Regions from separate parts of the Mus musculus genome. Here all the other regions are linked to region 4. Evidence: chromatin loops called from intact Hi-C (ENCODE). Cell type or tissue: gastrocnemius. All regions are shown on one strand. Region 1 has its middle 12 kb from the start of Pitrm1. Region 2 holds the start of Gm35615 (a long non-coding RNA gene). Region 3 has its middle 210 kb from the start of Gm40658. Region 4 has its middle 58 kb from the start of Akr1e1.

Evidence for each region. A loop is a pair of places that touch in the nucleus more often than their neighbours do. Peaks named below come from ENCODE experiments on the same cell type or tissue, not always from the same donor. Only the 100,000 strongest peaks of a DNase experiment are listed, where the experiment ranks them.
Region 1: a loop joins it to region 4, with 2.6 times the contacts of the local background. A loop is called at or near these places in 15 of 42 quality-filtered maps.
Region 2: a loop joins it to region 4, with 5 times the contacts of the local background. A loop is called at or near these places in 11 of 42 quality-filtered maps.
Region 3: a loop joins it to region 4, with 2.1 times the contacts of the local background. A loop is called at or near these places in 11 of 42 quality-filtered maps.

Annotation. Positions count from the first base shown.
Region 1 is chr13:6,531,972-6,539,971 of GRCm38, forward strand. No RefSeq gene overlaps it. Among named protein-coding and RNA genes, the nearest start is that of Pitrm1, 12 kb to the right of the region's middle. In gastrocnemius, CTCF peaks have their summits at 925 (motif pointing right) and 3,814 (motif pointing left); a DNase peak (open chromatin) is centred at 910.
Region 2 is chr13:6,288,173-6,296,172 of GRCm38, forward strand. Gm35615 (a long non-coding RNA gene) reads right to left here and starts at 1,254. Exons shown (of 3, transcript XR_382030.2): 1 at 1,168-1,254. In gastrocnemius, a CTCF peak has its summit at 4,149 (motif pointing left); a DNase peak (open chromatin) is centred at 7,079.
Region 3 is chr13:4,926,926-4,934,925 of GRCm38, forward strand. No RefSeq gene overlaps it. Among named protein-coding and RNA genes, the nearest start is that of Gm40658, 210 kb to the left of the region's middle. In gastrocnemius, a CTCF peak has its summit at 4,352; no DNase peak of the experiment used is centred here.
Region 4 is chr13:4,663,240-4,671,239 of GRCm38, forward strand. No RefSeq gene overlaps it. Among named protein-coding and RNA genes, the nearest start is that of Akr1e1, 58 kb to the left of the region's middle. In gastrocnemius, a CTCF peak has its summit at 3,727 (motif pointing right); DNase peaks (open chromatin) are centred at 3,744 and 6,481; H3K4me3 peaks cover 223 bases; H3K27ac peaks cover 1,128 bases.

The sequences.
Region 1 (8,000 bases), 1.9 Mb after region 4:
TATTAGTTTAGAAATGAGAATGTATATAATATTGACAGTGTCTGTGTGGGTTTAGTAGAATGAGTAGTGTTTGAGTTACTCTTCAGTTGCAGTGATAAAACACCATGATTAAAACAACTCATGGAACAAAGAAGTCACGTTGACCTACAGCTTCAGAGGTATAAGAGTCTGCCACAGTGGGGAGGCATGGCAGCAAACTACAAGAGAAGGAAGCTGAGAGATCACATCTTCAACAGCACACAAGAAGCAGAAAGAAGTGGAGTGATGCTCTGTGCTCTCAAATCCCACTCACAGTGTTGTGCTTTCTCCAACAAAGCTACACCATATCCCACCGCCCAACAGCGCCACCAACTGAGGATCATGTATTCCAAAAATGAGGCCTATGGGAAACATTTCTCATTCTAACCACCATAGGTAGTCTTGTCCAAAGAAGATTGATTTTTTTACATTTATAAATAAAGAAATACAGTTAGGTAAAACTGAGACAATAGTAATAATAGAATGATAAAATTCAAATAAGTTGTTAAAGATTCCACTTTCCATTTTAGTAGGGATAAAAATTAAGAAATAAAAATTACCAAACTTCTTTCACTAGTAGGGACACTTTAAGCACCAAAATGTTAACCCCAATCAAACTAACTGTGTAATACCCAATTTTTATCTTAATCTTTATTGAAGTAATTCATTGTTACTGATTGATCAAAATTTTCCAATTCTGATTTTGTTGGAGAGTTCACAACTCTCCCAAATACCCAACATAACATTAAACTCATCCAGTTACATGTTTGAGCTGGATTACCAAGGACAAATGGGACAACCACCAGAAGGAATGTTGCCTTCCTGCCTCACCTACCTGAAGCTCAGCCTATTAAATTATTGGCATGGCCTGCTGGGTATCTTCAGCCTCCTGCAGTGAGCAGAGTAGCCAGCAGATGGAGGTATGCATACCTTGTCTGCCTTCAGTGCACTTGTTAATCAAAAAAGCTTAAACTGTATGAGCTGCCCAGTTAGAATATCTTCTCCCAAAGCAAACGGCAACTTGAAATATTTCTTCCTAAAAGATAATGATTAGAAAAGATAAAGTTAAGAAATTACAAGATTTGGAATTAGATTTATTAGAAAAATTAGAGCAATTTTGAATATCAAAGTTAACATTGAGAATCTCTGGATGCAGTATTCTAAGAGCGCAGTTACTAGAAGGAATTATGATTTCGTCATAAACTTTGGTAGGACAGAAGTGAAACCAGGATGATAAGGGAATAAATGCAAATGTTTATAAGTGAATTGAGTGTCCAACCCTCAACAAGACGTGTACACTAGCCCCTCTAAAGCATGGAGAGATAAAGGAATAAGGAGGGTGGGAAGAATGTAAGGACTGGAGGACAGGGAGAGGGCTTTGAAGTGCCATCTTCTAGGCGTGGCGTGGCCATTTCAGACATGATCTCACAGCAGTTGTGCTTGACTATGCTGGGTCTGTGTAAGAACAGACCCATCAACAGTCAGTCACCAATGGAGGCCTGCCCTAGGGGCTGGTTCCCCTCCATGCTGAACTATTGGTTAATGATAGATTCTGGAAAGAGAGAAGTTGATGAGGATGGAAGGAGAGAAGAGAGGGTACCAAGTCCAGCTTGTGAGAAACAGAATGACATGGTTTCCACCCTGGACCAGAGTCAGCAGGGCATGGACCTCCATGAGTGTTGATGGTTGCTGTGGGCATAAGATTTGCTTGTATAATAATGTACATATTTTTATGACCTTCCTTCGAGGAATGTCCTCTCTGCTAGTATCAATGACAATCAGAAACAGCATCCAGGAGGCAAGTGTGTGTCTAATGTCTCAGCCAAATGTTAGAGGTCTGTGACCTTCAGGACAGCCCTTAAAACTGTGTGAGAGAATGATGAAAACATGAGTCCAAAATATATAATTTCTCAACTATACAAAACATAAGGGTGCAATATGAGTTATATGAGGAGCTTCACAGACCTAAAAGAGCAGAGGCAGCTGCACTATGAGCTAGCTTGCCAGAAAGATACAAAGGAAAGAGATAAAAAGACTTAGGGAGTGGTGATCCCATGGCAAGATTCCACCCAGCTAAGTTTTTTTGTTTATGCTTACAAAGGCAGGCAGATTCCTGAGTTCTAAGGTCAGCTTGGGACAGAGGAAGTTTAGGTCCAGGCCCAGGCATTGAAGGAATAGTAATTCCAGGGCAGGGTCTCACCCGCCTATCTTATTGTTTGTGCTTGTACATGCTAACTCTTCTTAAGAATCTGGGGGCTGGGATAATGGGCTGTTGATTCATAGGATGATCTAAAGGGAACCTAGAGTAATTACTGATCTGATATGTAAGTAAAAGACTGTTTTTTTTTATCTGCAAAAGATGAGCTATCCAGAAGATTTTTAGAATTCAAAAAAAGCTGTCTTGAGCAGAAAGATGTCTAGAGATCTCCAGAGAAAGCTGACAAAAGAGAGAGATGAAAGGGGGGAGAGCAAGAAGGAGAGGGAGAAGGAATCTAGAAAGCTATCTCCAGCAGAACATAGGCCATCAGCTCTTAGCCCATGATTTGATTTTGAGTTGTTTGTTTCAAAGCTCCTTCTCTCATGAATCCCTCTCCAAGATGAGGCTGGTCCTTGGCAAGAGGGTCAAAGCTGGAGTAACAGAATCCATTATACATAAAGCCTAAGAACAAATTTAATATTCAAAGAACACATACGTATGTTTGGGCTAGAGCTGTAGCTCAGCTGGTAGAGTACCTACCTAACATGCAAGAATACCTGGGTTCAATCCCCAGTAATATTCAAGCTAGTGTGCTTCTTACCTATCATCCACGATCTGAGGAAGTAAAGGCAGGAGAATCATGAGGTCAAGGTCATATAGGCTACATAGGGAGTTTGAGGCCCACCAGGGGTACATGAACCCCTGTCTCCCAATAAAACAAAAATAAGTATGTTGAAGACGTTTAAAATAGAAATGCTAACAGAAGTATAATGTGAAGAAAATACATATTTGATCAAAATGTTGTTTTGACATATCTTTATACACATTTATACAGAATAATGTGGAAAGGGGCCACCCTGATGGCTCTGCAGGTCAAAGCCCTCGCCTCCAAGTCTGATAGCCTGAGTTTTAAAGCCTAGAATGTGGAATGCATATGACCCTGCAAACTATCCTGTGACCTCCTCATGCATGTGCTATAAAAAGTAAATGGAATATTGAAAAACATAAAGAAAAATGTGGAAGTATCAACATATTGGCCAGTGATTGTCTCTGGATCCTCACCAAAAACATTCTGGAAATAGGTCTCTACTGGTGTGGCCTGAAAGATTTGTTGGTTTACTTAACTAACGATTGTAACTAAGGGAATAACATGCAGCCCTGGATAAATGACAAGACTAGATAGAGAGTGTGGAGGGAGAGGGAAAAAAAACCGAGATGGTACAGAGTGAACAGTGAGGGGCCCTAATGAATGTCACCAGGCAAAGCTGAGCCATGTCCACTCCAGACTTCTCATCCAGGGCTTTCCTGCCAGAAACTTGAGCACTGTGCATTTATTTACATAATGCACAAGACCAAGTAGTGCCACACGGCAGAAGCTCATTGTTTAAAAACTCCCTTTCACTCTCCACTTATTTACAGTGACATTTGCTTTGCTTCGCTTATGGCTCTTAAAATGCCAACCCAGCTGTATGAAGTGGTTGTAAGTTTGAATCCCTGTCATGAAAGCAATTTTAGTAAAAATAAATAAGCCTTGTAAAGGATGTATTTACTCAAAAGCAGAATCTTTGCCAAGGAAACCGTGAGAAGGAAAGGATGGCCATCTAGTGGCTACAGTGTTTCCTATCAATGTGAAAACTTGAAGGATTTGGAAACAGATTGACTTAAGGGAGATTATTCTATCAGCAAGAAGAAATAAAGTGATTTAAAATTAAGCTTGGCGTGATAGCCATGTCTGGAATCCCAGCAGTCAGGAGGATTGAGTCAAGGGGATGAGTTGTGGTTATCTATGGCTACATCTTGAATTTGCTGCTAGCTTAGACTGCATGAAACTGTGTCTCCCTACCTGCTCCCCTCCTAAAAATATATGTTGATGTTGTTGTTGTTGTTTTTAAAATAAAAATCATAAAAGATGAATCTGGAAAATCCATCAAGGAAATGATTATATAAAAATCTCCTCTCACCCCCGTCATTAATGTGTTACATTAAACCTGGCTCCTGTCTGGGCTTCGTGAGAGTTTTTTTTTTTTCCCTGTGGGGGGTGTTAGTCAAATTTCTGTTGCTGTCTTTCACAAATTGAAAAAATACAAGTATTTAATTCACACTGATATAACTATTAAGTTTAATATCCAGCCATGTGACCATAGCTTAGCTATGTAATATTAATTGGAGAAGCAGAGTACCCAAAGGTCTTAATTACAGTTTCATTCCTGTGAAGAGACACTATGACCAAGGCAACTTTTATAAAGGATAACATTTAACTGGGGCTGGCTTACAGGTTCAGAGGTTTGGTCCATTATCATCATGGTGGGAAGCATGGAAGGTTCCAGGCAGACATGGTACTGGAGAAGGAGCTGAGAGTTTTACATCCTGATGCAGAGGCAGCCAGGAAGATACTCTCCTGTAGGCAGCTAGGTGCCTTCCATACTGGACGGGGCTCCAGCATTAGGAGCCCTCAGAGTCTACCTATACAGTGACACATTTCCTCCAACAAGGCCACACCCATTCTAAGAAGGCCACACTTCCTGTGGGCCAAGCATATTCAAGTCACCACAGCGAATTTTTTTTTACATATATCTCTCAAATTTAAATCACATATAATATCATTTTATAAGGTTAAAATCAACTAAAATAAGAAATATATTTTCTTTATCATGACATACACACGTTGTACTGGCTATTTTGTGTCAACTTGACACAGCTGGAGTTATCACAGAAAAAGGAGCTTCAGTTGAGGAAATGCTTCCATGAGATACAACTGTAAGGCATTTTCTCAATTAGTGATCAAGGGGGAAGGGCCCCTTGTGGGTGGGACCATCTCTGGGCTGGTAGTCTTGGTTCTATAAGAGAGCAGGCTGAGCAAGCCGGGGGAAGCAAGCCAGTAAAGAGCATCCCTCCATGGCCTCTGCATCAGCTCCTGCTTTCTGGCCTGCTTGATTTCCAGTCCTGACTTCCTTTGGTGATGAACAGCAGTATGGAAGTGTAAGCCGAATAAACCCTTTCCTCCCCAACTTGCTTCTTGGTCGTGATGTTTGTGCAGGAATAGAAACCCTGACTAAGACACAAGTAAAAGTCATAAATAAAATGGTAAACAAGAGGGTAATTCTTGCCAGGCCTGGTAGCATTCCCAGGTATTTGGGAAGTCAAGCATGATCTACTGGGCTACAAAATGGGTTCAAGGCCAGCCTAGGCAATGTAGTAAAACCCTGTACCTGTTTTTGAAATTTTATTTTTTTATTTAAAAAGGTGGCAGGTGAAGAAGTGGGGCTACTGCCCAGTGGTAGAAGTCTTACCTGATGTGTGTAAAACCATGAGGAAAGAACAAAGAGGGAAAGTCTGTGGTTTACAGAAACAAAGTTGTCATTCTCCAGTTTACAAACATAAATACATACATTACACCCCTTGTTCTCTGAAGGCCATTTCTCAGTGTGTTAACTAGATTTATGGCATAGCAAGAGAGAAAGAGAATAGAATCCTAGGGGCAAAGTGGGAACATGGTGAAGGGGTGGAATGGCACGTTAAGATTTATTTCTATGCTGGTATGCTCAGGTTTCAAAGAAATCCTTGTTGGTAAGCAGGCGTTTGTATTAGTTACTCTTCTTGCTTTGAAAGAATGCCTGAGGAAAGCAACTTAAAGAAGGAAGGATTTGTGTTGATTCCGTTTGAGGGCACTGTCAATCATGGAGAGGAACATGGTGACGGAGTAAGGCAGCTGGTCACATTTCATCTGCATCTAAGAAGCAGTGAGAGCTGTTCAGCCTACTTTCTTCTTTTTATTCACTGTAGAACCACAGCCTATGGGATGATGCCATCCATATTCAAGGCAAGCCATCTGACCTCAATCAATCCACTTTACAGCCTGCCTCCACCTCACTGATGTGCCCAGAGGTTTATCGCCATTAGGCAATTCTAGTAGGTCCTGCCAACTTCACAATATTAACCATCTATTTATTACAATAGGATCAACTCATCAAATGACATAATGTAGGAGAGAAGACAATTTTAAATGTCTTTTTATTTTCTACAAGAGTAAAGTGATGCCCGGGGAAGTTAAATGACTTTGCAAAGCTATGAAGCTCAGCTGCAGAAAAGCATGAGGCTGAGCCTGGAGCTGACCTCCTTGCCCTCATTAACTGGACTGCATGCTACTGCTACCTTCAAACTAGAATTTAAAGCATGGCCTTGTATGGCAAAGCTTTATTGATGTTCAAGTGACACTAGCAAAAATACCTGCCAAACAGGTAAGAAATAACAGTTTATTTGTGAAACAAGAAAGCAGATGGCTTGTATTTATGGGCTGGCCCTTTTTACTTTCCTCTGTTAATAGTTTTATTCAGTTATTTTGAGATGCATTAGTGCTAATCTCCCATATTTGATTTTTATATAATGTGCTATTTAACAACAATAACTTAATATGTGTAAATATTATTGAAAAGTCTCTTCAAAAACAGATAAAATAGCCTATCATCTTTAGGGTCCTCAGGAAATAAAATAATATCTTGAATATAAGGATTATATACCATGTGATTAACATTAAAGTAGGCAGTTGGTGCTCTTAACTACTGAGCCATCTCTCCAGCCCCTTATTTTGTTATTTTTTAAGTGCCAAGATTTCATTGAAGAAATGATGAGCTGACTACCTATATTTTGAAAACCCTTCAACACTTTTCATTCAGAATGAGGATTATCTAACCTCTGTGTGTCAGCAATGATTCAGGTCTGACCTGATTCAGTCTTCAGAGTAGATTGCAGTGATGAAGGGTCACAAGTGGGAAGGGGTTATTGTGAGCATGAGTGTGAGACAAAGAAGCTCAGAACACTAAAAATCACAGGAGGGAAAGCTTTTATAGAAGTCAGCTGCATTTAGCATCCAAGGCAGTTGTAAGGAGCTATAAAGAAAGACCCTGTGGCTTCTCTATTAAGGAAAGCCACTTACTCTGTATTCTGTTATACTGCTCACTTCGTTTGCTTAGCCTTTGATGTCCACCATAAATGACTGGAGTGGGCTTATGTTTTGGCTAGCTAATAACTGTTGATTGTGCAGAGCCTATGTCATCAATTCAAATCATAGGTTCCAGACAAGCCTGGGAACAAACTATAAGTAGCCCAGGTGTTTAGATTCTGCTGTTAAGTATGTCTACCCTCCCCACCCCACCCCCTACTGCTGTTAAGTATGTCTACCCTCCCCACCCGCCCCCTACTGCTGTTAAGTATGTCTACCCTCCCCACCCCGCCCCCCAAAACAGAGACTGAATGAATGGTGGCTATATTCTGGGGAGGGGCTGTGGATACAGCAGACTGTAGTTGATTTATTTGATTGTGTTTGATTTATCTTATATGTGCAATAGTTTAAAGAAATACATTTTGAAACCTTTCTGGGATGCAAAATTAGGTTTTGTTAAGTAGAATTCATTAAAGTGATAAAAATACTCTGATAAAGCAACTTAAGGAAGGAAGTGTTTATTTTAGCTCAAAGTTTGGGGTCCAGTAGATCACAGCAGGGAAGTCAAGACAGCTAGAAGCTAGAAGCACATTATGTCCACAGTCAGAAGAAAGCAATGGATGCACCACTTCTAGTGCTTAGGCCCATTCTCCATTTTATAGAGGCCAAGGCCACTGACAAGGAAAGATGCCACGCATAGGAAGTGGGTCCTCCTACCTCAATGACATAATCAAGATAATTCCTCATACTCGTGACCAAGCCCATTTCCCTAATGAGTCCAGAATCTGTCCGGTTGACAATCAATATTCACTAATCATCAGAGTACTGCTTATCTGTTCTTTCATT
Region 2 (8,000 bases), 1.6 Mb after region 4:
GAATCTTCCCCTCGTGAATTTGTATGGGGAAATCCCTTAGGAAATGACATTTTCTACAACCAACTCCTTGCTCTGTCTGGATCCAACAAGTTACTGTGCCCAGTAATTAAGTAAGCACAACAGGCAGATTCCGACTTCGAGTGTCTGCCTTTTATGGTTACAGATGTGCTCTGCATAGCCTGCTCAGCAGTTCCTGGGGTCATAAATGTTTAATTTTTAATCTCTTTTTTATCGGTTTTGTGTAATGCAGACTGCTAGTATACCAAAAGAAATTTTATTAGCGCAGTTTATGTGCATGAAGTTTGCAATAATAAGAGCTTTAGTGAAATAAAATAAGGTGTGTTCCCTTAAGAAAATGATTTTACTTTAACTCAAAACCCTGATGTTATATCCTTGTTATGGAACATGAGTTATATGGACTGCATTTCCAGTATTGTGTTCAATGACAATCTATTTGAGGTCCTAATGTCATCCTAGGGCATTGTGTGACTTACCTTGCAAATGTATTGTTTCAAGTACACTGAATGCCATCATCTGTCTGTACTAAGAATGCCCTTTGAAATGACTGAGGGACTTGAAACAGTCATCATTTTAGCACATTTATCTTCCACAGCACAAGCAGCTGCCCCATCGCCCAGGGGACCTTGTGACACAGACAATATGTGCACATGAAAAGTGAATTGTTTGTAAAATACCACAAGAAAGAGCTGAGAAACACAGCCTAGACATCACATGTTTACATGTCTACTCGTTACTAGACACCTGGATTTTCATTGTCCTGACACCATCATAACCATTGCAATATTGCCTCGGTGTAAGGCTTTGAAGTGAAATTTTCGGATATGTATTTTCCTCTTACATATAATGGATCATAAGATCTGAAAAGCTGAAATTCAAACCCCACATCTCCCATTTAGTATGGCATACCCTAAAGTTTTTATCTGCCTCACCATCTACTGATGGAGTGAATTAACTATAACATTTTAGTTACTTGTTGATATACTGGTTATTAGGGTGTATCTGAAACGCTGTAGACCCACACTGAGAATGTTAGATTTCCTGGTACATTTTACTTCCAGGCTTCTTTTTTTGATCATCTGGAAAGTTGAAGTTATAGTTGCCTTCGGTTATTGTGAGATCAAATCCTTATAACTTATATAGTCATACCTGCACCTGTGATTGCCAAACCCTTGGTAACGCAATGACCCACAGCAGATGTAGCAGATGCACATCTTCAATAAACTCTTATTGTGGCTTCATGAAAAAAAAATAATAAAGAAAGCAAACTTACTGAGGGAATAAAGATCCAACAAATTTGCTTCAAAACACTCTTAACAATGGAGTTTAAGAGCATAAACTGTGTGGTCAAGATCAAACGTTTTGCCTCCTCCAAAGGATGAATAAGAAATTGGCTATGAAGTTGTAAATCTGTGCTCTCAGTTATATTTTCCATTTAGTGTGGAACCCCTCTGACCAGCCTGGACCATGATCCATTATTGGGTCTTCCTATAAATTGTAGATTCAGCTTTACTTTAATAAACTGGGTAACCTCAGAATGGAAATGTCCCCCATCTGCTCAGGTATTTGAACAACTGTTCCCCAGTTGGTGACACTATTTTGGGGAGGCTTAGGAACTTGTCCTTGTTAAAGCAAACATGACACTGGATCAGACTTTAAGATTTTGTAGCCTCCCATGACGACCAATTCCTTCTCTCTGCATCCTGCTTGAGATTGAAGAAGAGAGCTCTCAGTTTCTTGACATGCCTGCCACCCAATGCTATGCCACCATACTGTAATATGGACTCATGTACTGTTAGACCTTTAAGTACAAATGAACTTGTTCTTCTGCAAGATGCACTGGTCATGGCATTTCATCACAGCAACAAAAAAAAAAAAAATTCACCAGTACATTTACTTAGCATTAATAATATCTTCTTTTCTCTACATTTCTCCAAAGTAAAGCATCATGCTGTGAATATGTGGTTAATGTAGATCTGCTCTGTCCTCCTTTTCATGATTAACTTAAATGAATACTGGGATTCTTAAATCAGTGAGACCCTCTCAGTTCATCTGTGTCCTGTGAGTTGTTAAATGGTGATTGGTTTGGTATAGACTCATTACAGGTCTGAGCCTTTTGATATGCCCAGTGCTTCATAGTTGTTCTAGTTTCTTGCTTGTTTCTGTGGTAAAATATTTAAGAAAAGCAGCTCAGGAGAAAAGGGGTGTGCCTGGCTCACAATTATACCTTAAAGTTCCTATAAGGAGATATGGCAGGAAAGTTACAGCAGTGGGGACTTGAGAGACCTTCCTGAATGCACACGCAAGAAAAACGAATTAACATGCACATACTTAGGGATTACCAAGCTTCTTTCTCAGCTGTCATACAGCCCAGGTCCTAGTCACAACTAATGACTTGCCACATCAATTAACTTTGTCATGACAATCCCAGACAAGCAGACTCGATATGACACATTTCCCTGTTGATTCTTTGGTTGAGTTGCCAATTAACACTAACTTTTACAGTGTTAAACACAAGACAAAACAAAACAAAAAACAAAAAAGTACCACCACCAACAACAACAACAAAAACCACCATGGTACTTTCTGTTGGTATTCAGGTAGAATGTTAGGCTACCTATGCTTCCCTTGAACTCTGACCTTCCTGCCTCTATCTCTAAGGATTAGATTTTCCCCTACTTCTGGCTTTGGTATTTATCATATTGCAATGAACCATCTTGGAAAAAATTTAAAATCTCTGACAAATCTGGAAGATAAGACTCAGATTTGCAAGATCTCCAGTTGATCCAGTAAAACCAAGCAGCAATGTAGAACCCTCAAGTGGGTATGAGGAGGTAAAAAAAAGCGAAAGTTTCGTTAAAAGAAGAGGAAGGGGGAGGATCAGAAGAAGATGACAACCCACAGGACTTGGAGAAAACAAGTGCAAATGAAAACCATTACTTCTCCAGCTATATCATAAACAGCAGACATCTGAGGGTACCTCATATTTGCTTAAATCCTGAATCATAATTTGTATGAGTAATGGGCAGGGGAATGGGTACTGTTGTCTACACAGTCACAGAGAAAGACTGTTTATGGCTTTGATCTTCTGAAATGCTGACCCTCTTTACATAGATTGAACTGAAAGACAAACAAACACAGACTGGCACATAGTTCAGTCTGTGGAAAAAAAAAATTACTTTGATCCCTGTGAAATAAAGCTGTCTACTGAGAAATTTGGTACATAATTCCCCATTATTACCAATGAAAGTTAAATGCTTATTTCTTTTCCTCTAATTGATAATGTTCCATAGGTAAGCTTCTGTCTCAGTTAGCTGTTCATCTGTGACCACATACTCTAAGAAAGCTAATTGAAATGAGAAAGATTTATTTGGGATCACAATTTCAGGGGATAGGATCCATGGTTTCTAAAATCCATTATTTCTAAGATTGTGATAAGGAAGAACCTAATGAGGAGAGAGTATGGTGGAGCACAAGTGATCACCTCTTCATGTGGTGGCCCAGAAATCAATGGGAATGAGAAGGCCTCTAGGTCAATGGGTACCCTTGCAGGACAAGCCCCTGGTAACCTACTTTCTCAGTTAACACTACGTCCCTCTACTGCCATGAAATCATGACTTCATGATAAGATTGATGCACTCATAAAATAGAGCCCTCTTGATCCCCTTCCAAGAGCTCCATTCTGAATACTGTTTATCTCTGAACACTACTGCATCATGGACCAAGGCATTATGAGTTTTGAGGGGAACAGTTTAGATCTAAACCATTAAAACTTTCAAAAAGCTTCATTCATCTGAAATAGCATCTACATCTAGAGAGAATAGAACCTATGGAGTTGGTTCCTTTTTTCCTCCTGATGTGGTTATTTTGAACAATGGCAATCATCTATTATAATGGATAATTTACCAACATAAGTTTTGCATGCCATGTCCATTATTTTGAAAATGCCTGAGATACTAAATTGGAATGCAAAGATGCCAATCCTATCTTAAAATAAACTTACAGGGACAGGAGATGTCTCAGCATATCCTGCTCTTTCAGAAGACTCAAGTTTGGTGCCCAGTGCCCACCAACAGTGGTGTTCAACTTTTTGTAACTCCAGCTCCAGGGTATCTGCTGCCCTCTTCTGGACTCCATGAGAATCGAAACTTACATATGCAAGTACACACTCACATGATAAACACTAAAATTTAGGTGAATTTTGAAAAAACTCACAAATCTGTAACGAATAGAAGTGCATATTTCTCTGTGATGAGAAAACCCAATGTTCACTGTGTTCAAATTTTGTAATAATTTTTCAACGTGAAACTTTTTGAAAGTAATTTGAAATAGTAAAGAAAAGAGACTAATTTAATTGGTCATCATAATAATTCATATTTTTCAAGCTATAAAGAAAAGCAATATTATGATCATGGAAGAACCCTTTATATTAAATTCTTCATTTTTCCCTATGAGCTAAGAAAAAATACAGCGTGCTTATGTCTTCTCAGTAGAGCAATGGGCAAGAAAAGGAAATACCAAAACATTGGAAACCCTAACATATATAGGAATCAAGAGTTCAGGGGAGAGCTCTGATTGAAGTGTACACTTGGAACAGCTTTATAAAAAACAATAGAAATAGAACCCTTGACTTTTCTAAGATAGGTTTCCATCAAAACTGTCTGGCTATGGCCCTGTGAACATCCCCAGTCTAGCTAGATCCATTTCAGCTCATCAAAGTTGCCACTGGAAGGTCAAAGTGTGTGCTTTGTTCAAAAAGTGTATGCTTATGTTCTTCAAGTAGCTCTTGCCCTTGGCAGCCTTTGGAATACTTTGTAGTTGGAAAGATAAAAGGGAAATTCTCAATTTGGTACCCAGTGCTTGGGTACAAGAGATATCCTTCACCCTAACTCTTTCACCTCTCATTTTTTTCTTTTCTTTGCTCCACTTTTCTCGCTTTCTTAAACAGATGACTACTCTATGAGCAATATATATCATGATGAGTATTTATTTAGCAATATGATACTATCTGGAGTCTTTCTATATTTAGTCCTCTGCAAATGCCTCAGATATATCTTGGCTGATGCCCTTTATCCTTGAAATTATACAGGGCCTGTGTAAAATGCATACATAACTTAGTGCTTCAGCTTCAGTATTCATACATATATCTTAGTTTTATCCTAGCTTAGATACAATGTCCATGATACTTCGACAACTGCTAATAATTCTGCTGCCTTCTCCACAGAACTGAGATCTGAAACGGTGACAGAATGAGCTGACTTATAAGTGAATTGACTGAGGAGACTAGGAAGCGACCCCAGCAAGTTTAACTCCATAGGTTAGAACATTGATAAGTGATGGAGGCCCATGTCACTCAAAGAAGAAAGTGGTTGGCTTAGAACTCAGAAGATTTTATTTGTTTATTGTTAAAATTTTAAGAATCAATAGAAGCAGCAGAATATCAACAGAAATGCTTTTTGGTAAAATCAGTAAATATTTTCTCATAAATGAGAGAATAATTGACCCAAACAGAATTATATCTTTTATAGATTGGAAAGATGATGGACATGACATTAATAGCCAATAAATTATAAGGAAGTAAATGGAAAAAGCTATAAATTCCTCACCCATGACTAGCATAAGATTCAGACTAAAAATGAATTAGAGAGTTTATTTCTAGGTCCTTTACACTATTCTGGTTTTTTACACCATTTTCTAAAAATAATATTGCTTTCTACTATGATTTGAGGACTAGTGTTATTATACCTACACCACTACAAATTGTGTTAAGGATTATTTTGACTATTTATGGTATTTCACATACATACATACATTTTAGAATTACGTTTTCTACTTTTGTGATGAATATTTTTAGTATTTTGTCAGCAATTATATTGAATTTGTAGAACACTTTTGATAATGTGGCTATTTTCACAATATTAGTTCTGCCAGTTTGACTAAGAGAAATCTTTCCATCTTAATGTGCTCTTACATTTACTTTACAAATGTTTTAGTGAGATTTTTGCGTTTATGAAGATCATGGAAATTGGCTTATAGTTTTCTTTTTTTGTAAGTATCCAGCACAGAAAATCTGGCCTTTTAGAATGTGTTTCTTTCTTTCTTTTCTATCTTATAGAATATGTTGAAAGCATTAATATTGGTGTTTCCTTAAAGATTTAATATAATTCAACAATGACAAGTTGACCTGAATTTATTTATGACTGGGAGACATTTACATCTCATTGTGGGTTACAGGCCTTTTCAGGCTGTTTATAACTACTGCATTTAATTTTGGTAAGTCATATATGACTGTGGGGCAATGGGCTATGCACAGATGGCCTGGTCTCCAGTCAAGCTGAGGTCTTGAATCCCAAGGTACCCAATGGGTGGTTAATTTTTACCTACATGGGACAGAAGGCGTTCCTTCATGTCTCCTGGACCCCTGGCTCCTGTCGAAGTTGCTGCCCCTACAGCCCCAACAAGAGAAGCATGTGGCTACTAGTCACATAGACAATGTCCCCAGCTTCTGGCCTTCTGGCTGAATCCTCCACACAGTTACCTAGCAACAGCAAGATAACACAGCCCACTATAAGAGGGGCTGCTTGGCTCCACCTCTCTCTCTTAAGCTTTTACTTTTCTTACTCTCTCATTAAGCTTTTACCTCTCTCTCTCTCTAAGCCTTCATCTTTCTTACTCTCTAGCTCTCTTTCTCTCTTTCCCTTCCCCTTTCCCTCCTCTTGGCCATGGCTGCTCTCTCTCTCTCTCTCTCTCTCTCTCTCTCTCTCTCTCTCTCTCTCTCTCTCTCTCTCTCTCTTTCCCCCTGCCTTTCTACAATAAAGCTCTAAAACCATAGACTGCCTCTGTTCATCAAGGCCGTGCTTGGACGACGAGATAGGCTCTCTTCTAATGAGCCTCTTCTAACCTCCTGATGGAAGGCCTGCCTGTGCTCCAGCCATGGACCAGACTAAAGACTCTTGCCTGCATGGGAGCCACCCAGTGCTCCCTCTTTCCCCCTGACCTCTCTTCTTGTATCTCAGGTGCCTAGTGCTGCCCTGGGGCCCCTATTCTGTTCTCAGCTCCTCTGCCATATCCAGCGTGGGATTCCAGAGACTGAGAACCTGATACGGGGGCTGCCCTTGTCCACACCCCCCACCCCCGCCATGTGGGGTCAGTGGCTTTACACAGCCCACCTGGGGCCGCATGGAAAGTGTCTGGCAGTCCACTCGCGTCTGCCTGCCAAAAGCACAGGAACTCTGGCTGGGTGTGGGTTCTCTCTCTCCCCACTCTTCCCCTACACCCACGCCCCACATATGACTATGAATTTACCCTTTTCTTTTTTACATATTTATTTTATTTTAGATATATGTGTTTTTCCTGTATGTATGTATGTATGTATGTATGTATGTATGCCATAAGTGTGCCTGGTGTACATGAAGGTCAGAAGAGGGCATCAGATCCCCTATAAGTGAAGTTAATGATAGTTGTAATCCCTAAAATGGGTGCTGGAAAAGAAATCCAGTTCCCTTGAAGAGCAACAAGTGTTTTAAATGGTTGAGTCATGTCTCTAGGTCATTTCGTTCTAATGTAAGTTTTCTAAGCCATCCTTAATCGTTCTCTGGATTTCACTGGAATCTATGGTAACCTGCATTTTTGCATCTCATGTTTTAGCCGACTCAGGTCTTCTCTCTTCTTTCTTCTTTCTTCTCTCTCCCACGCACCCCTCTCTCTCATTTTGACGTTTAGCAATCTTGCATTTTCCCGAGAATTAACTTTCTGTTTGATTTTATATACTGTTTTTTTAGTCTCCATTGCATTAATGTCTCTCCTGGTCATTATTTCTTGTTATAACCTACATCAGATTTTGCCTTGGTTTTTCTTTTTCTTTTTTTTTATTAGATATTTTCTTTATTTACATTTCTTTTTTAAACTATAATCTTTATTAGATATTTTCTTTATTTACATTTCAAATGTTATCCCCTTTACTAGTTTCTGCTCCAAAAATC
Region 3 (8,000 bases), 260 kb after region 4:
CTATACTCAACAAAACTGGAGAACCTGGATGAAATGGAGAAGTTTCTAGACAGATACCAGGTACCAAAGCTGAATCAAGATCAGGTTAATGATCTAAACAGCCCGATATCCCCTAAAGAAATAGAAGCAGTCATTAATAGTCTCCCAACCAAAAAAAGACCAGGACCATATGGGTTTAGTGCAGAGTTCTATCAGACCTTCAAAGAAGATCTAATCCCAGTTCTTCACAAACTATTCCACAAACTGGAAACAGAAGGTACTCTACCCAACTCATACTATTAAGCCACAATTACTCTGATACCTAAACCACAAAATGTCCCCACAAAGATAGAGAACTTCAGACCAATTTCCCTTATGAATATTGATTCAAAAATCCTCAATAAAGTTCTTGCTAACCGAATCCAAGAACACATCAAACCAATCATCCATCCTGACCAAGTAGGTTTCATCCCAGGGATGCAGGGATGGTTCAATATCTGGAAATCCATCAACATAATCCAGTATATAAACAAACTCAAAGACAAAAACCACATGATTATCTCGTTAGATGCAGAGAAAGCATTTGACAAAATCCAACACCCATTCATGATAAAAGTCTTGGAAAGATCAGGAATTCAAGGCCCATACCTAAACATGATAAAAGCAATCTACAGCAAACCAGTAGCCAACATCAAAATAAATGGTGAGAAGCTTGAAGCAATCCTACTAAAATCAGGGACTAGACAAGGCTGTCCACTCTCTCCCTACCTATTCAACATTGTACTTGAAGTCCTAGCCAGAGCAATTCGACAACAAAAGGAGATCAAGGGGATACAAATTGGAAAGGAAGAAGTCAAATTATCACTTTTTGCAGATGATATGATAGTATATATAAGTGACCCTAAAAATTCCAAGAGAGAACTCCTAAGCCTGATAAACAGCTTCAGTGAAGTAGCTGGATATAAAATTAACTCAAACAAGTCAATGGCCTTTCTCTACACAAAGGATAAACAGGGTGAGAAAGAAATTAGGGAAACAACACCCTTCTCAATAGCCACAAATAATATAAAATACCTAGGCGGGACTCTAACTAAGGAAGTGAAAGATCTGTATGACAAGAACTTCAAGTCTTTGAAGAAAGAAATTAAAGAAGATCTCAGAAGATGGGAAGATCTCCCATGCTCATGGATCGGCAGGATCAATATAGTAAAAAATGGCTATCTTGCCAGAAGCAATCTACAGATTCAATGCAATCTCCATCAAAATTCCAACTCAATTCTTCAACGAATTAGAAAGGGACATCGGCGGATTCATCTGGAATAACAAAAAACCTAGGATAGCAAAAACTCTTCTCAAGGATAAAAGAACATCTGGTGGAATCACCATGCCCGACCTAAAGATGTACTACAGAGCAATTGTGATAAAAACTGCATGGTACTGGTATAGCAACAGACAAGTAGACCAATGGAACAGAATTGAAGACCCAGAGATGAACCCACACACCTATGGTCACTTGATCTTTGACAAGGGAGCTAAAACCATCCAGTGGAAAAAAGACAGCATTTTCAACAAATGGTGCTGGCACGACTGGCTGTTATCATGTAGAAGATTTCGAATTGATCCAGTACTATCTCTTTGTACTAAGGTCAAATCTAAGTGGATTAAGGATCTCCACATAAAACCAGAGACACTGAAACTTATAGAGGAGAAAGTAGGGAAAAACCTCGAAGATATGGGTACAGGGGAAAAATTCCTGAATAGAACAGCAATGGCTTGTGCTGTAAGATCGAGAATCGATAAATGGGACCTCATAAAATTGCAAAGCTTCTGCAAGGCAAAAGACACCGTCAATAAGACAAAAAGACCACCAACAGATTGGGAAAGGATCTTTACCTATCCCAAAATGGACAGGAGACTAATATCCAATATATATAAAGAACTTAAGAAGGTAGACTCCATAAAATCAAATAACCCCATTAAAAAATGGGGCTCAGAACTGAACAAAGATTTCTCACCCAAGGAATACCGAATGGCAGAGAAGCACCTGAAAAAATGTTCAACATCCTTAATCATCAGGGAAATGCAAATCAAAACAACCCTGAGATGGTTCCTCCTAATGGAGGAACTAGAGAAAGCACCCAAGGAACTAAAGGGAACTTCAACCCTATAGGTGGAACAACAATATGAACTAAGCAGTACCCTTGTCACTAGCTGCATATGTATCAAAAGATGGCCTAGTCGGCCATCACTGCAAAGAGAGGCCCATTGGACTTGCCAACTTTATATGCCCCAGTACAGGGGAACGCCAGGGCCAAAAAGGGGGAGTGGGTGGGTAGGGGAGTGGGGGTGGGTGGGTATGGGCGACTTTTGGTATAGCATTGGAAATGTAAATGAGCTAAATACCTAATAAAAAATGGAAAAAAATTGTTCCAAAATCTAGTACCTTTCCCACTATATAATTTCTATTTTAAAAATTCAAAACAAAGTCTACAGAATTTCATTGTTTGAAGACTGCAAAAGCTTGTATTTTATATTTTTATTAAAGAGCAATAATTGTTGTCTTTTTGTTTCAACAATTTCAGAATATTTGAATTGGATATCCCCTTTGTACCTGCCTCTAATTAAATACAAAAGATCCAAATGGTTGTCTGTGATGCTCAGTGTGACTTGTGTTATTAAATGTGGTCAGATACCCCACACTACACTCCTGTAACATATATGCTGAGAATAGGAAGCTGGTGTTCTTCATTATAATGAACTTCTGTGAGCAAATCTCACTGCCCACGTAGTACTAATGTGTCTTTTGACAAAGAAATTCTTTTATTGAGAATAATTACCCATCAAACATAGTATGAATGTAAGTTCATGCAGATTTATATAGTTTTATTATTACTTTATTAGTCATTTACTAGATTCATACATGTTAACTACAGTAGAAGACTGGATAAATTTCCATAGCTAATATCGGGACACCTAGATCTATCATGTATACAAATGCTGGCTTTGTTCATATATTTTGTTTTTAATTTTATATATTCATTTATTTTTCTTGTAATGTATGTTTATTTGCCGCCCTGTTCACACACACACACAACACTCACACACCACAGCACATGTAGGTCAGAAGGCCATGTATTGGAGAATATCTATCTTTCTGCATCCAGGCCTCTTAAATATAAACCAGGAATAGAACTCAAGTTCCCTGGCTTGTTAGCAAGGAATTTTACCCACTGACCCATCTTGCTAGCCCACACACACATTATCTCCCTTTCTAGATGCTTTACTTTTATATAATTAAATAGCATTGACGAGTCCTATCTATGACCATGATTAGAAGATTAGAATGAACAAGTTGCTGGGAGGGGTGGGTCTTTAAACTAAGCCCATGCATTGTTCTTGTTTGCATGGCCTGAGAGGATATCACAAAGCTCTGTTGAAGGCCCAAAAGATCAATGATGAGACTTTAAGTAGTGTCCAGAAGGGGTTCCATCTGTAATAGACAAGGCAAACCACATCTATAGCTCCATTGCAGTGACATTGATCAGTGAAAACACCCCCAGTGTGATTCATCTTACATTGTCTACTATTTTGAAATTAGATCAACATGCCTGTGTCTTAACTAAGGTACTACATCCTCAACAGGCTTTGGTTTCTTTAAAAATTTACCACCATTCTCAAGCATAGCATGGATTTTCTATAGGAGAGTGGAAAGAAATGCCTTGGAAAGGAGATCTGGTCTAATATAATATGGGAGGGTAAAGGAGCTCCTCTTACCCAAAAATATACATCCTGATTTGTACACATCAGTTAGAAGTTCTTTAAAATCCTCAACATGGAGCTCGTTGTGCAAATGTGTCAATTTAGTGACAGACTGCCCCAATCTTTCTTTGAAGGATGTGCTTTGAATTTCTGAATAAACTTCACTTAAACTGTGTCTCTAAACTGAATCTCCTTCCTTTAAGAAGATATGACCTAAGAGAACACTGGTATCCAGACATGACAAATGGTGTCTTTGACGTATGTGAGCCACATAGAAGCAGGAACCATCAGAAGAGTTTAAAGAGGCATCAGATCCTCTGGACCTAGAGCTACAAACCAATCTACTTCTTTGCAAGAGAGGTCAGTGGTCTTATCCACTGAGTCCCTATCACTGTAGAAATTCTGAAGTAAAGATCATCCATTTTACTACAAGAGAGAGTAGGGTTATTTAATTTTACCAATCTTCATTGTTTATGTGTATACTCAGAGTAAAATTTGTATTAATGGGGCTGACTAATTTATGTCAGATGTTCTCAAGATTTTAGACAAGAAAGACTAGGCAGGGGACTAGCAAACATATAAGTAGATGCTCACAGTCAGCTATTGGATGGAGCACAGCGCCCCCAATGGAGGAGCTAGAGAAAGTATCCAAGGAGCTAAAGGGAACTGCAACCCTATAGGTGGAACAACATTATGAACTAACCAGTACCCCGGAGCTCTTGACTCTAGCTGCATATGTATCAAAAGATGGCCTAGTCGGACATCACTGGAAAGAGGGGCCCATTGGACACACAAACTTTATATGCCCCAGTACAGGGGAATGCCAGGGCCAAAAAATGGGAATGGGTGGGTAGGGAAGTGGGGGCGGGGGGGCGTATGGGGGACTTTTGGGATAGCATTCTAAATATAATTGAGGAAAATACGTAATAATAAAAAATATTTTTAAAAAAGACTTACTATTTCTTTTCCAGCTTTAAAAAATAAGTTTAGTCCAGTTCATGTGATTATTTCAGTGTTGTTAAAATATCAGATTAAATGCAATGCTTTGAAAGGTAGGGAGTAACTTCTTTTAAGGAAGGAGTTAAGTATGTGGGAAAGAAATAAAATACTCAGCCAGTTATAAATTCTACTAAAAACACACAAAGCCTGGAGGATCACCGTTAAAGAGTAATTTTATTGCTTTGCTTAAATCATTTTGCTTTTTCCTCAAGTTTTTCTTGTATTTTCTTTTTTTTAATTCACTGAATTGTTGAAAATAACTTGAGACCTGTAAGCCTAGGGTGATAATTTCAAAACTGTTTGAAGGGGAAGTCTAAATCACTCATTTCTTTTCTGTTCATTATTGGTCTTCCAAAAACAAAGTCAATGAGCCAGGGCATTTGGGGATCCTATACTACAGTTTCTTTTGGAGATAAACAAACTTGGGTCCAGAGAGGAGACACAAAAGACCTAAAATAAAACAGACATACATTAGTAAAACAAAAGGGACACATGGGCCCCCAAATGTTCCACACTGCTATATAACAGACAAGTCCTCAGCATTCCTGAGATTCAATATTAACTCATTTGGTTTTGTTTTAATTGCTGTTGTTGCTTTGATTTATTTCTTACATCGGATCTCACTATTCCCCCCCTCCCCCCAATTGAGAAGGATGCCTTCTGATGCCCCTGTTTCTTGAGTGATGGCACCAGAACTGGCCTATAACTTAGTCTTAGGATGATTTTTAATATATAATTTTAAAATTTGTGTATATGAGTGGCCACCATATGTGTCCAGGTACCAGCAAATGCCAGAGAGAGTGTTAGGTCACTGGAAGCTGTATTTACACATTATTAACTTGATAATACAGTTTGAAAAATTACAGACCTGGGCTATTAATCAAAAATAATATATTCTTGATCTATGTTCTATACATCTTTATTTACCTTCTTTGTTTACCAATAATTCAAATAAGATCCTTATTATATCATTTTCTAACTTGTACTGTTGAAGATACCTTGGAAGAATTTTGGTGGTGAATACATTTTTGGAAAAGTGCCCACCCCACCCCACTCCCCCAAAAAAAAGAAAAAAAGAAAAAGGAAAGCTACTTGACATGAATGCCGAGAACCAATGTCAAATCTGCTGTGCTAACAGCATGTTCTCTTAACCACTGAGCCATATCTCCAGACACTCTTAGGTTTCTGGAGTTTGGAAATGAGCAAGTCTACAATGTTTTCTTGTCTGTATGAATAAAATTAAAAAATAAAAATTTCCCACAATTAAGGATTCTTACTGTTCTACATTTAAAAATTTTAGTGTGTGTGTGTGTGTGTGCATGTGTGTGTGTGTGTGTGTATGTGTGTGTGTGTGTGTGTGTGTGTGTGTGTGTGCGCGCGCGCGTGCGCGTGCACAAGAACTCAGGTGAATGTAGACAGGCATTGGCCAGTGTGGAGATCAGAGAGCATCTGTTGGCTGGTTCCTTCTATATGTGGTTCCTGGGGATTGAACTCAGTTCAAGTCTGAGCATAGCTACCAATGCCTTTTACGTACTGAGCTAGCTTGATGGACCTAAAACCTAGTTAAAAGAGAGGAATGTGTGCTTGGGATACTCAGGATTTCTAGATGTGGTCTTTTATCCTTTCCTAACCACAATTTCCCATATGCTTTGGAATTTGATAGGAACCCCAAACAAGAACTCACATACATCCCCACAGACAGAGTTGTGAAGACATTTGTATGTCACAAGTACTTTCCATTGCTGGAACATGAGGCAATTATGTTCATAACTTCATAAACCTGCTAGTCTCTTCCATGATTGGGCCACAAGTGCTGTTTCTTTATATCACTTCTTATTACTAGAGAATTTGCGGTCATCTGTGCTCTAGAAGAAGCGCTTGTATCTGCTCACGCCCAAGTACGATTTCCATAGCGTCCAGATAAATGTGCTCCAAGGCATCTGGTGACTTTTACTCTTTTATATACTATCAAAAATCTCAAAATGAAAACTACATAAAAAAGATCACAACTCATGAAAATTATAACATTCAAAATGGTTTAGTTGAAGAATAACTAAAATGTCAACAAGTTAGAAAGATAGCAAAGCATCGAATAGACATGTTTTTATTTAAGATTTTTGGTGATGTGAAATCATTTCAAGATTGGGAAGATAACTCAGGCAGCAAAATGCTTGCTTTGGAAACAAGAAGACCAGAGTCTCATCTCCAGAATCCAGGATAAAACAATGCCACATCTGTTGACCCCTGCTAGTAATCCTAGCACTAGGGAGGCAGGGAGATGGATCTCTTGAGCTTCTTTCTGCCAGCCTGGCCTGTCTAGTGAGTTCCAGAAATGAAAAATCATTTCACAAATAGAAAAAGGTTAAGTGGTGTCTGAGGAAGGACACTTGACTTTTACCCTTTACAAACATGCACACACACACACACACACACACACACACACACACACACACACACTTAACATTCTCTGTCTCCCACACAAGTGCTGTGTGTATTTACATACATTTGTGAATAAGTTCATTCACAAATACATATGCATATGTACTTTCCGACATACATGCACTCACATGCAGATGATCACACATACAGCATAGAAACTCATACAATTAATTAAGATCTGTGTACTCAGAGATAAATAAGTTCATTTATACTAACAAGTACAGCTATTTTGTCTCTAAATAAAATGCTAATGTGATGCAAATGGTATTTGTCTATCTTAAATAAATGTATCTCTCTTGACTATAAAGTAGTAGAACTAGATCTAATTATAAGAGTTTAGCATACATTCATTTTTAGCCAACATCTAAATTATATAAATATTAAAATCTAGAAAGACAACAGAACATATTATTAGGTCAGTATCTTACTATAAACATTTCAAATTAATTATTAACCTTCTATAATCAACTAATTTATTTTGATATACTGAAATATAAAAAATATAGCCACATGAATTATTTTAATTATGTCAATTTTATTTGAATGCTGCATGCATTCCATCTCATTTTAATTAGAGCTATTTATATTGGTATTATTATAAACACAACACATATCACTTTTTATTTAAAATGGCAGTCACGAAGGAGAAGGAACTAATCAGAGATCAAGAAGTCAAATAAAAATTGCATGGCTTAACAGAATGCTTTGCAGAGCAGGAGGAAGTAAGTCATTAGGAAGCTCCATTTCTGTTTGCCTGGTTTTTGACTTATACTCTCGTGATTTGCTTGTAACAGTGCTTCATAATTTGCTTTACAAACAGTGCT
Region 4 (8,000 bases):
GGGAGAAGAAGACGGGAGAAGAAGAGGGGAGAAGAAGAGGGGAGAGGGGAGAGGGGAGAGGGAGAGGGAGAGGACAACAACAAAATTGCTGGGTTTGAGTCAAGAGTGTGTCTTCCTGACACTTGTTGTTTATTGATTCCAGAGCCTAGCAAAGAGGTTTTATGCCTTCAGGAAGAAATCATAAAATAATGCTTAAGGGTGTCTAAATATCAGAGTTAATGTAAAAATGTTTTTATTGGGCAGATTTACTCATGTTTGAGAAAACATTTTAAGTTCTCCAACAGGAAATAGACATGTCTAATTTCTCAACAATAAGGAAGGGGAACCTTCAAAAATGTAATAATGTATTTTACGTGTTCTCCCCCCTCCTCCCATTTTCCTGACCAGATTTTATTTCTTCAGTTAAATAATTCTAGCCAAAATGAAATCAAACCAGTGAACAAACAAACAAACGTCTGGAAAAACAAACACTACAAAAAGAGGTAGGAGGAGTCCCTAAGAATGGATAACATCCCGCTTGGAAACAACCAATGTGCTTATATTGGTCTTCTGCACTCTTATCCTGAGCTTCAGACAGCTATAAATATTTTGAAGTTCATACAGGATCCATGACTGACTTCAGAGTAAATTCCAGGCTCCATATTTTAAAGTTATATATTAAAACATCTAGCATTCTCAAGTACTTTTTAATGCTATGGCATCCTCAATAGTCCATATTTTTCAAATGGATTGATACATAAATTTGAAACATGACTTCATTTTATTGATATATGAGTTTTAATTTATATTTCAACTAATACACAAAATATTACAGTACTCAATTTTGTGGACTAGTTAACTAACATTAGCATCATTTATTATTAGTTTATACTATTTGGAAAATGAAAGAAAAGAAATATTGTTGGTAAAGAGGCAATTTATGAAATATGTGTTTATTAAGTCAGCAGTTAGGATTATAATTTTAAAAATAATAACATTAAACAATATCAAAGTTATATGTATTATTACACAAATAATTCCCTGCTTTGATTTATTGGGAGTTTCTAAATGGCACCTTCTTTGTTGTGCATTTTTCTTAACACTCCATTAAAATAAATAGTGTCCTAGTCAAAAGGTACCCTTCAGGTCAGTTAAGAATTTTATACTGGTTTGCAGAAAGAACTGAATTACCGTTTGTAACTGGTGGTGGCCGTTTGTAACTATCTGAACTTCATATGGTTTAAAGGCCTTTGAAATAATCAAGAAATTGACAGTTTTCATAAAAAATGAGAGGGAATTATTTGGAGAATACAGTATATGTTTTATTTTTGCCTTTATTATATATATATATATATATATATATATATATATATATATATATATATGTATATATATATATATATAATGATCTGCTAATTTTGAAATAAACTTAAAAATAATGTAAAGCCTGAGGTGTATTACTCCCTCCCTCATTTTTGAAAGAAAGATGTAAACATCTAGCAAGCATAATTCTGAGTCTCTGTGGTCACATTGTCAGTCAGTGACCTTAAAGATAGAACTGAGAAAGTGGGAATGATATTTGAATGGGGAGGATTTTAAAGGGGATTTCTGTACACTATAAAGTTGACTATTATTTTTAAGTCAACATAAGAACAGATTCCAAAGGATCAGTGTGATTACATTTTGAATAAAAATATTATCGCTGATAAATTTATGTCTTTGCATGTTTGACTATAGTAAATTTGTATTTAAAATTTTATTTAGCATTTTATAATTTGTCCACACTTAGATTGGTTCTTGAAAATTCCCTTTGGTTTCATGCTATGTGAGAATAAAAAAGATTAACTGGGTTATCTGATGGGTTTCCAGTGTCTTCCTGTTCACTGACTTTTTTAATAGACATGGCTTCTATAGCCCTTAGCAGGATTTGATTGCGCCCTTATTGATATTTTGATTGTTTTCCCTGGTCAGCCTTAATATGTTAAACCTCTTGAGATCTGGGCCAAGGTGATTGTCCTGTGGATACACTCATGCTTGACTGTAAATATTTACCCCACCCATTAAATTCATATAAACTCGAAAGCAACCAAAAGAGGAACATAGTCAACCCAGCCACTCAACTAGAGCTGGAGAAATGGAAATGAGTATTTGTTAGTTTTTGGAAGCACTGGGTTATTTGGTTATTGTTGTTGACTTCAGAAACAAAATGGTATTTAGCCCCAGAAGGGAATATACATCATATTCAGGGGGTTCCTGTAGTGAATTTATTTGTGACTGATAATTATTGCTTTATTTTATATCCATGTACCAATGTACTACTGTTTCTAAGTAGAGGTAGATGGAAGGGAGTGTGGAGACAAAGGAAATGATGGGATTGGGGTTGGCAATCCAAACTGCACCACTATATTCATACTAATGAAGTATTTCATAGAAGCTAAAAGGGATTTGCATTTTCTGAAGCATAGCCTTGCCATCCTTGTAAAGACATCACCAATGGTCCAGGTCTCAGAGGGAGTTTCAACTCCCAAGGCTCCCATTCTCATGAAGATCCTTAACTGTTTTCACAAAGCTCTGTCATGGACCTGTTAGCCATTCTTCATGGGATGTATTAAATAAGGATTCATTTAAAAAAAAAATTTGCTTACAGTCATGACCACAGTGTATATCAGCAGTTTAGCTGTTTAGTTTCATGATTGTTTCCAAACACTGCATATGGTTATGTAACATTTGTAGAATTGTCCTCTGTGTCCTAATTCAAGGACAGATTTTTGATTCCAGAATTTATCGATATCTTTACTCTTCTCAAGTCACTTTCAGCTGACCGTGGAACATGTTCTGAGGTAGCAATTCTGCAAACTTGATGAAGTGGACCTTCCCCAAAACTTGCTGTTTATTTTCAGTGATTGGTAATGGGAGAATAAGGGTATGTTTTTTCAATATTAGAATTATTTAAAGTCACCAAAACTATGTGCCCCTTTTATTTACCCTAAAAGAGACACATTTCTTCTCCCTTTCCATAGACACAAAACACCATTCCCTGTGTATCCTGACAGTTCAAAGAGATGCACAATGTCAAATAAAGAACTATGCTTTTTAATTATCTCTTTGATGTTATACCAAAAAAATGCATTCTTTTTTTTTTTTTTTTATGGAAAGGAATTTCCTTTGTTCTTTGTTCATTAATGTACTTGTATTCATCACAACTTTGACTCAAATCATCCCTTTCAGAAAAGCACTTGCGTTGCTTCCTGCTCCTTGGCAGGATGGAATCATGCATATGTATGACACATCACAAAGTGTCATTTTGGGAAAGACTCTGTTAGCATGCCTATGGGAAAAAGTATGGTTAGATGATTGTAGCCAGGGAAGCCGCTTCATTTTGCAGCTTTTAGCTTCCTGGAGTGAGACTTGAGTTGGGGGTGGGAGGTTCCATTTTAAATACTAGTTGTCAGCGTCCAAATGATCCATTTTTTTATACCAAAAAATCCAAAGTGGTATGCGTTTAAAAAAGAAAAATTCTGTACCTCATTAAAACACGTGAAAAGACGAATAATGCATGTGATGTAAAGCTCACAACTTCACATTATTTTTTAAAGAATCATAGTTATTGGCATTTATGCTCACCTTACATGAGGTTCAGAAAGCATTTTTGAAAGCCTTGCCAGAGAGAGAGAGAGAGCAGGGGTAAAAATGAAACACGCTGTTAAAAATGTGAACGAGATTAGCTTCTCAATTGGATGGCTTTAGAACTGCCAGCAGATGGCGCAACAGCCCATTTTAAATTTACCTCTGACAGAAAATGTCAATCATTCCCTCTCATTGCCTATGAGTTCTTAATGGTCCTAAAATAAGAAATTATTGAAAATTAATCTTTAAAAATATAACCACGAAACATTTAATAATCGTGCTAAAGTAATTATACCACTGTTAACATAATATCTGATTCCCCCCACCCCCCCATCTTAAGGTCTTCCTGGTACAAGTCTTGCTTTAATGGCTATGAAATCTGAGATTTGTGACCTTGAACTACCTACAGTGGAGGTGCTTAGAGAGCACCTTACTTAAATACATCCATGATGGATAGAATTAGCCATATTGTTAGTTGAGTTCTCTACCAGCCACGTAATAAAAATTTGGGAGGTATGTGATCATTAATGAAAATATATGTCTATCTATGTTTATTTAGTGCATTGGTCACATTTTCTGAGACATAAGTCATTTGAGGAATGGCATTTTCAGTGAGAACATAGCTTCCTTCCGTTTGTGTTGTGTGACCTGAGAAAGACATTTTGCCAAATGTTTCCTGTCCACCCTCTAGCTATTTCTGTAGTAAAGAGAAAGAGCTGTTGTTCACACATTTAATTCAGACTGTGAAGATGTTTCCTGTAGAGTCAACCGATTTCACAGTAAAAGAAATGATTAGGAAGATATAACTTTGACAATGTTGCTAAAGGGTAATGGACGTATACTATTCACAGTGTAAGCATTCATATTGAAAATCATGCTTATATTATAGAAAGAAAGGCATAATGGGAGGTTGAGGTCAGAAGGAACATACATTCTATCAATAGTAATCACCACAGCTGATAAATTAACATGACAGAAAGTTGATGATAGCCATGGACTTCAGATAATTACCTCATCCATGAAGGTGCGGCCAGCCTCTGGAGAATAGTTAGCATATGAAATTACTAACAAGTAAGTACAATTAGTATGTTAAAATTAATTTATTTCTCATTTTTTCATGATGATAATGCCAACTATTATAAAAGTTCTCTGCCAGATTGTAAATGATAATTTCTGTTGAAAATGATTAATTAAACACCCTTCTTACGAAAGTGATGCTTTTGTTTCCTTTCTGCTGCTGTGATAAAACAATGATCAAAAGCAGTATAGAAAAGAAAAGGGTTTAATTCGTCTCGTACTTTAAAATACATCACCGAAGTAATTCCAGGCAGAAACTGAAGTCAGAACTTGAAGTAGAAATCATGGAAGAATGTTGTTTGCGGGTTTACTCACAGGCTCATGCACAGATTTTTTACACATATCAGGACCACCAGCCTAGGGAATTATGCTGCTCACAGTATTCTGGGTCCCCAATATCAATTGACCATTAAGACAAGTCCTCTAGAAAATTCCTGCATACTTTCAGCTTATCAAAGGCATTCCTCATTTAAGGCCTCTTTTCTCAAATGACTCTGAAGTTGACTATTAAAGTAACCAGGATAGGTGAGAAAAAAGAATTTCTAGAAAATCAAAATTGTTGAAGAAAAATTCTTATCTACTTTTTTTCTCTTTCTTTCCTCTTTTTTTTGGTTGTTGTTTGTTTTAATCCACAGAAAATATATGTTTTGTTGCTTTTATTTCTGTTTTTTTTTCTTTTAAAGACATATCTTATTTTTCCCAGAGTGGCCTCATAATCACTAGGCATCAGGGAGAGGGGATGGTCACATTGAACCCTTTATTCTTTATGTCCTAAACACTGAAGATCCAGTACTTAACCCAAACCACACAATGGCTAATGGTTTTTGTCATCCAGTAAAATTGGAGTGGCATTTTAACATTAAACAGAGTTGCTACGTGTCATAATGAGGAATACATTTAAAAAAAAAAACACACACACACACACAACAAAGCTACATTCCTTTCATGTCCACAGAGCACTCTTACAGCTGTGACCTGGTACTCAGCCTGCATCTGTCACCTCTCAACAATAAAGTGTCCTGTACAATACCTGCAAACTTCATGGCAGTTGGCATGGCACCATTGGTGGAGAAAAGCTTCACAAGGACACCCCTAGATGAGGGCAGTTGATGGCTGCAAAGGAGAGAAAATCAGCTTTCTTCAATAATAATGCCTCAATCCTCAGTTGTCAACCCTAATGTGTGTACGGACAAGAAACAGTGGTTGGACTCAGTAGGTTATGCTGTGTGTGTGTGTGTGTGTGTGTGTGTGTGTGTGTGTGTGTGTGAGTGTGAGAGAGACAGAGAGACACAGAGACACAGAGACACAGAGCGACACAGAGAGACACAGAGACAGAGAGACAGAGAAAGAGAATTATGGGAGAAGAGATCATGAATTTGAGAGGTGATGTTTTTGAGGGATGACATAGAAGTAACTATAGGGTTAGAAATGATACTCAAATATGGCATTCTCAAATTTATATACTACACTAGAAAGTCTTGATTATGAAAATGAATTATTGTATGAAATGTATAAATATTATACTATTGTTTCCCCCGAAAATGTTTTGAAATAAAATTGCCAATATCAGAGCAATCATTTAACTAAATTTCAGTTCGCAAAAGCAGTTCATTGGGTTCTATATTTTTAATTATTTATTTATTTTTTCTTTTCTTTTATTGGATATTTTCTTTATTTACATTTCAAATGTTATCCCCTTTCCTGGTTTCCCCTCCAGAAACTCCCTATCTTACCTCTCTCCCCCTGCTTGTATGAGGGTGTTCCCCTACCTACCTACCCACCCACTTCTGGCTCCCTGCCTGGCATTCCCTTACACTGGGGCATTGAGCCTTCACAGCACCAAGGGCCCCTACATTCTTTAGAAGCAAGATCAAATGAGTAACTGCGAATATTAAGTATCATGTTTGTGGTTGATTAAAATAACCAATTATCATCATCATCATCATCATTATTTGTTGTTGTTGTTATGCCCCAGAATGTTCTAAAACGGCTATGCAACTTTTAGACTATGTTCTTTTGATCAGATAGACTGTTAACGTAGAACTGAATGTCTAGGCCCTAGTTAACTCATCAAAGTGAATGACCAAATCAGATGTTTTTTTCAGAGCCTCTGGGCTTGAACATCTGGTGACTTTATCATGTTATCACAAAGAAAGGGAGCATTAAAACATCTCAGATTTTATTTTCAGCCCCTGAGAGAATAACTGTAAAAATATGTGATTGCTTTATAGGAAAATATGAAAAAAACATGAAAAAAATTAACATTGAAAATGGTCTGCTGGAAATCACTTAATCCATGCCTATTTTGTTAGAAAATACTTAGGACTGAAATGTTAGCAAAGTTTATCTTCTCGGGAAAAATCATGACTGTTTAAACAAGAGGATTAATGTTCTAATAATTTGCAGTCTTAACTATATTTAATCAATTTTGCATATCATGTTCTCTTAGGGATAATGTTTAGATAACATGTTTTTAATGAACAAAAACTTCAGCCTGTGAGAAATTATTGACTTTCATATTTGAAATCAGTAAAATATTTTATTGATTATATTGTTTCTCTCCATGCAGAATAACTAGCATTTTTATGTCCATATATTACAACCCATAAAATCCTGCAAAATGTAGTATATCAGCCATGTTTGGTCTCAATTTTCATTCAAAACAGAAACTACTCCTGAGCGACATAAGAGTAATATGCATGTTCCTGTAGTAGGGACTCTAGCACCCAATCATTCAAGTCCATTTCAAAAATCTACACCAAGCTAGTCCCAATGTGCACCAAAATTAAGATATGAAAACTTGATTTTTTTGAAAATTAAAAAGTAATACATCATGAATGTATTAAGTTATTCTGAACAAGGCTTGAGGCAGTTGCCAACAAGAAAACACATTAAAGACTTCTGCAGCCTGTGTCTGACATTAGGCATTAGTAATCTTTGAGAATAAGTAACTTGTCATGAGTTCAGGCCAATAGCCATGCCTAACTGAGTTATGGAAAAATTCCTTATTTTGCCTACACTTTTAATTTTATCATTATGGATGAAATGAATGAATTTGCAAAGCCAAGGTAATTACTAATTATGGAAACTAGAAACAGAAGTAAAATGAAACTGATGCTCCTTGAAGATCAGTGATACACAGCTCTGTTCTTCTGCAGTACATTGGCAACAAACTTACTCTGTAGGCCCCCAGGAAGATATTGAGAAAATGATAAATGAAAATAAGGCTTAAAAAACCATAAAAATGGGATAGACAGTTATAGCAGTGAACTTATAAGTAAATGAAATAAAACCAGAGTGTGAGGATTAACAGCTCT